Regions from separate parts of the Homo sapiens genome. Here region 2 is linked to region 1. Evidence: chromatin contacts called from ENCODE Hi-C or POLR2A ChIA-PET data. All regions are on one chromosome and are shown on one strand. The core of a region is the stretch at or near the end of the contact, and the rest is flanking DNA. Distances in the headings are between cores, read along the strand shown.

Region 1 (2,700 bases), core at 182-2,681:
TGCCTGTTTTAGTAATCTACCAGAAAACTTCTGTTAGAGATCATGTTCCTTCTTCTGAAAAGTAGCTAAGAAAATGGTAAGACACTATTAGTTACTTCCTTGAGCAGCTGCATTCACTGAATGCATCTAAAATCTGAACAACTAAATAAAATTCCCAGCCAGACTACAGTAGGAAATAACAGTAGAATTCTAATACAGGAAAGCTGTAGCCAATGGGCTCCAGAGAAACTTCTGGACCGAGGACACAAATAACTAATCCACAGTAGGGCACCACAGGAGACACCAACCCTTCATCAGAGATAGATGCCCTTGGAATTTGCTTATCCCCCCCACCTTCCTAATTTTTGTGACTTTTTATCCCTTCCTAATTTTTCCTTCGCAGGCAAAATGAGGGCAGTGCCCAAGATTCTCCAGCACTACTCCTATTGATGAAGAAACCTCTGCGACACTGGGAGTTTTGTCTCGGAGCCGCTGAGAGGTTTTAAAGAGATAACACATGGAAAAGCTCATATACTCCCATAAGGGGATTCTCGCCGCCTCCAGCCACCCTGAGACATGCAGTGTGTTCACTTTGGAGTAATGCAGATCGCCCTGCAAAGTTTTTCCCCGACACTTTCGTTTATTGGACAGCAGCCCCTCTGCGTGTCAACTCCTCTGCAAGAGCTCACGGGCCCAGGCCTCTCAGCTGTCCTCACCCTGAACGGACCAGAGGGCCTCTGAGACCCGCAGCACAGTCCAGTCGGAAATAAAACCGCTCTGGGGAGGAACCCGGCCCCTAGAATTTCACACTCCAACAGGTCGCATGCCCTGCGTCTGGAAGGCAGCCGCGGCCCGCGCGGGAACCAGGCTGGGGCCCAGGGAGCCAGCGGCGGCCACCTCATCAAAGGCCGGACCGACAGCGCAGTCAGGGGCGCAGGCCACGCCCCCGCGCAGTCTGCGCACCTCCCCGCGAGCAGGCCAGGCCAGGCCGCCGAGCTTCCGCAGGCCGCCGGGCCGCGACCGCCGCCCCCGCCCCCGCCCCCACCCGCCGGGCCCCGCCTCTCGCAGCCGGAGTTCCAAGCGAACGCCAGGGCCTCCCGACCCGCGCCCGCAGAATCCCGGGGCGCCGCCGCCAAGCCAGAGACGCCAGGGAGGGCTAAGCAGCGACTGCGGGGCCGAAGCGGCCCCTCGGCTCCAGCAGGCAGGGCCCGATCGGGCCTGGGCTACTGAGTGAGCAGGGCCGCCTTCAGCACCCGACTGGCGGGTCCCACCGTCCCGGGCCTCGGAGGCCGATCCTTCCGTCCTCTCGCGAACCCCTCCCTCCCGGGCCCTCTTTTCCCTGGGCGCTCACCTCCCGACTCCGCGCCCCGCAGCCTGCGCTTCAGCTCCAGCTCGGGTTCCGGGGCCCCGGATCACAGCGACTCCCTCACAGCTGCGCTCCGCAGCGCAACCGAACTGCGGGCCCCGCCCTCGCGGCGCCCGGACCAACGATGGGCGGTGCCGCACCGCCGGCAGGTTTCCATTGGGTGACGTTCTGGGTGGGCGGGGCCCGGCCCTCGGGCGTTCGCTGGGGTGGGCTTCCACCCGCTCTCCTCCCCTTGCGCCGGTCCGGCCGAGACCTCTCGGAGGGGTCGATGTTTTCGGTCCCAGCTGGGGCTCGTCTCTCTGTCCACCCCACCGCCCGGTCCAGGTGCCCCAGATGGTTCTGCTGGACGCAGAGAGGGCCTCCTACCTCTTCTTGAAGGCGCCATGACAGTTCTAATGCCTGGAAAAGACAAAAGGAGCGAAAGACATAGCCTCAGTCCGAGAGGAGCGCCCCCACCCCAGCCCCCGCCTGCATTATTTTGGAACGAGACTGGTGTGCAGGACGCCAATTCTCCGGAAAGCTTTTAAAATTTACCTAACACTGAAAATTAGTAGTTAACGCTTGGTGATTGCTTAGCACTATTTGCTTAAACTTTGTAAGAGGTTTTCACAGATGTTATTTCATTTGATCCTCATAAGAACGAACTCATTGAAATTATCATTCAATGGTAGTTGACAAATGCAAAAACCTGAATCAGAGGTATTAAGCTATTAACCGAAAGTTAAGTTGGTAAGAGCCAAGTCTAGAATCCGAAACAGTAAATTTCATCAAAGGAGACTACGTTGAGAAGATGTTTGGAAAGAATTTAGATTGGTTTCGAGTTAGTGGAAAGAAAAGATGATAAATTCTTGGTGAGCTATTAATCTGCGAAAACTAAGCGCGGAGCCTTCAGGATGGAAGTTCACTCTGCCCTTAGACGTGTATGATGGAGGGAAGATGATGAATCAATCAACAGAACTTGGAAATGTCACAATCACCAAATTTTACTGTCATTAAAGAGAATCTCTAATCCTGTTTCACTGGGAGAAAGGACAACTGGCAGAAACCCTCTCGTTTTCTCATCATCTCAAAATACTCGTTTTTAAAACCAATCTTTCGGCCGGGCGCGGTGGCTCACGCCCAGCACTTTGGGAGGCCGAGGTGGGCGGATCACTTGAGGTCAGGAGTTCGAGACCAGCCTGCTCAATGTAGTAAAACTCCGTCTCTACTAAAAATACAAAAATTAGCCGGGCGAGGTAGCACATGTCTGTTCTCTCAAGCTGCTTGGGAGGCTGAGGCGGGAAGATCACTTGAGCCCAGGAGGCAGAGGTTGCAGTAGGCCAAGACTGCACGACTACGCTCCAGCCTGGGCAACA
Region 2 (2,700 bases), core at 1-2,500, 260 kb before region 1:
ATGAACTCCACAGAAGTCTGCTGGAGGTGGGACTTTGACATGAAATTTTACCCCTCTATAGACCCTAAACAAGTGTCTTTATTAGTTCCTAGAGTCAAAGATTACTAAATACAAAACACTTGAAAATAGCTTGTAAGGAACTAAAATAGTTATTTCAGATGAGTGCCAGCTACAGGAATTCTGGACTGTTATAACTCATGATATTAAAGGATTTCAATTGATTACAAAATCTTCTAAGGAATAAATCAGACAATCAGAAATAAGTCATTTGTGCTGCTTTTTCATTTTAGACTTAGCGTAATTTCAAGGAAACAAGGCATGTAAATCCATCAAACAGATCCTGAAGAAAAGGAGGAAGACATTTCTCAAAGAATAAAGCTAAATATTCTAATCAAAGCCATTCAATAAAAGTATTTATTAGAAAAGGTTGATCACAGTTATGGAATAGAGGGAAGGAACCAAAGCATATCTTGGTTATATCTTTTTTTTTTTTTTTTTGAGACAGAGTCTTGCTCTGTGGCCCAAGCTGGAGTGCAGTGGTGCGATCTCAGCTCACTGAAACCTCTGCCTCCCCGGTTCAAGCGATTCTCCTGCCTCAGCCTCCTGAGTAGCTGGGGTTATAGGTGCGCAGGCCACCGTGCTCAGCTAATTTTTGTATTTTTAGTAGAGACGGGGTTTCACCATGTTGCCCAGGCTGGTCTCGACTAGTGAGCTCAAGCAATCCACCCACCTCGGCCTCCCAAAGTGCTGGGATAACAGGTATGAGCCACCGCGCCCGGCCTATATTATCTTTTAAATATAGGACTTAGTTCTAAAATTCTCTAAGGAGGGCTGTTTAGTAAAAAGTTTTCTATTTAAAACCTAAGTCCCCACCGCAACAGATTGAAAAGCCTACTTGTTAGGTAAACCATTACTCATTCAGAATACATAGTGAGGCCGAGGCAGGTGAATCATGAGGTCAGGAGTTCGAGACCAGTCTGGCCATGGTGAAAAACTGTCTCTACTAAAAAAAAATACAAAAAATTAGTTGGGCGTGGTGGTGGGTGCCTGTAATCCCAGCTACTCGGGAAGCTGAGGCAGGAGAATCGCTTGAACCCGGGAGGAGGAGGTTGCAGTGAGCCGAGATGGCCACTGCACTGCAGCCTGGGTGACAGTGTGAGACTGTCTCTCAATGAAACAAACAAAAAGAATACATAGCTAGGACTTCAGATTTCTGCCACCAGAGGGCAGTATACCCTAATTCAGGGTGTTTTGGACGAATTGTGCCCCCTGCTGCCCAAATTCATGTTTGAAGTCCCAAGCCCCAGTACCTCAGAATATGACTGTAAATTAAATTAAACTGAATTAAAATGACACTATTAGGGTGGGGCCCTAACTCAGTATGACTCATGTCCTTAGAAGAAGAAGAAGAGACACCAGGAGTGCAAGTGCACAGAGGGATGGCCATCTGAAGAGCCAGCAAGAGGGCAGCCATTGGTAAGCAGAGAGGCCTTAGAGGAAACCAACCCTGCTGGCAACTGTGAACAAATAAATTTCTGTTGTTTAAGCTGCCCAATCCCTAGTATTTTGTTATGGTGGCCCTAGCAAACTAATACTCAAGGTTCAGCTCTTAGGGGTAATGAAAACCTTTTAAAAGCTGAATCTATGAATAGGAATATAGATAAAGCAAAAACATACAGACAGACATATATTGTAGGGTAGCAGGGAAATCATAAAGCTCAAGAGACAGACCTGGATCTGATTACCAGCTTAGTTACATAACGCTGGTGTGATCTGGTATTTAACTTCTCTGACTCTATTTCCTCATTTGTAAGAGGCAATAATTCCCACACAGCAAAAGGTGTTGGAAGGATTAAATGAAGAAAAATCATATGGCAGAGGCAAGTGCACACACTATGTTCTTAAATGTTGGTGAGTCTGAACACTACATCTATCCACCTGGGGAAAAGCATTTAATGCAGGAGACCCATTCTTAAATGCAACATTCATGAGAAATTAATAAACTATGATTCTAATTTACAAACCATTTACTTGCAAATTGATTGGCATAAATTAATTCATCAATTCTTGATAACCCTAAGCTGAGAAAAAGAATCCACAAACTGGCCAGGCACAATGGCTCATGCCTATAAACCCAGCATTTTGGGAGGCCAAGGCAGGTGGATCACGAGGTCAAGAGATGGAGACCATCCTGGCCAACATGGTGAAGTCCCATCCTACTAAAAATACAAAAATTAGCTGGGCATGGTGGAGCACGCCTGTAGTCCCAGCTACTCGAGAGGCTGAGGCAGGAGAATTGCTTGAACCCGGGAGGCGGAAGTTGCAGTCAGCCGAGATCACGCCACTGCACTCCAGCCTGGTGACAGAGTGAGACTCTGTCTCCAAAAAAAAAAAAAAAAAAGAATCCAAGAACCAAGTTCTGGGAAAGATGTGATCATACCAAGCCCACAGCCCTTTCTCACATTACTATGGAATGAGTCATTTGTAGTTTCAAAAAAGAAAAGAGAAAAATTAGCTCAGGGATAACTCAAGGGCTAAAAGTTTAACACCCTGACTCACAACTTACCCCTACTGTTCCAGTTTTTAATTTGAATTTGCTTCCTCCTTTCATGGCACCAAATAGAGGCAATGTAAGCTTTTTAGCTTTGTTTTCTGCACCTGTAGTCTGAGTTTCAGTCCTAGGAAGAAAGAATAATTATA

The links. A loop is a pair of places that touch in the nucleus more often than their neighbours do. ChIA-PET counts read pairs that join two places held with the same protein, here RNA polymerase II (POLR2A). Pooled maps may share reads with other maps.
Region 2: a loop to region 1 is called in a map of PC-3, with 14 times the contacts of the local background. The contact joins the enhancer-like site here to the promoter of NRBP1 in region 1. A Hi-C loop is called at or near these places in 3 of 168 maps with a recorded cell type or tissue (PC-3, endothelial cell of umbilical vein and naive thymus-derived CD4-positive, alpha-beta T cell), 2 of 37 single-sample maps with no recorded cell type and 13 of 50 pooled maps. POLR2A ChIA-PET finds 5 or more read pairs at or near these places in 9 of 52 experiments (CD4-positive, alpha-beta T cell, HepG2, WTC11 and 5 more).

What each region holds. Positions count from the first base shown.
Region 1 is chr2:27,427,362-27,430,061 of GRCh38, reverse strand. It overlaps NRBP1 (nuclear receptor binding protein 1), which reads right to left and starts at 1,431. Exons shown (of 18, transcript NM_013392.4): 1 at 1,331-1,431. RefSeq lists a silencer at 914-1,063.
Region 2 is chr2:27,682,226-27,684,925 of GRCh38, reverse strand. SLC4A1AP (solute carrier family 4 member 1 adaptor protein) reads right to left here. Exons shown (of 14, transcript NM_018158.3): 9 at 2,567-2,678. Among named protein-coding and RNA genes, the nearest start is that of SLC4A1AP, 20 kb to the right of the region's middle. RefSeq lists an enhancer at 2,062-2,700. Within about 2 kb of position 1,250, at least 9 of the 41 ENCODE cell types and tissues checked have a DNase peak (open chromatin) inside an H3K27ac peak, as active enhancers do; they include PC-3 and endothelial cell of umbilical vein, where a contact is called at or near this core.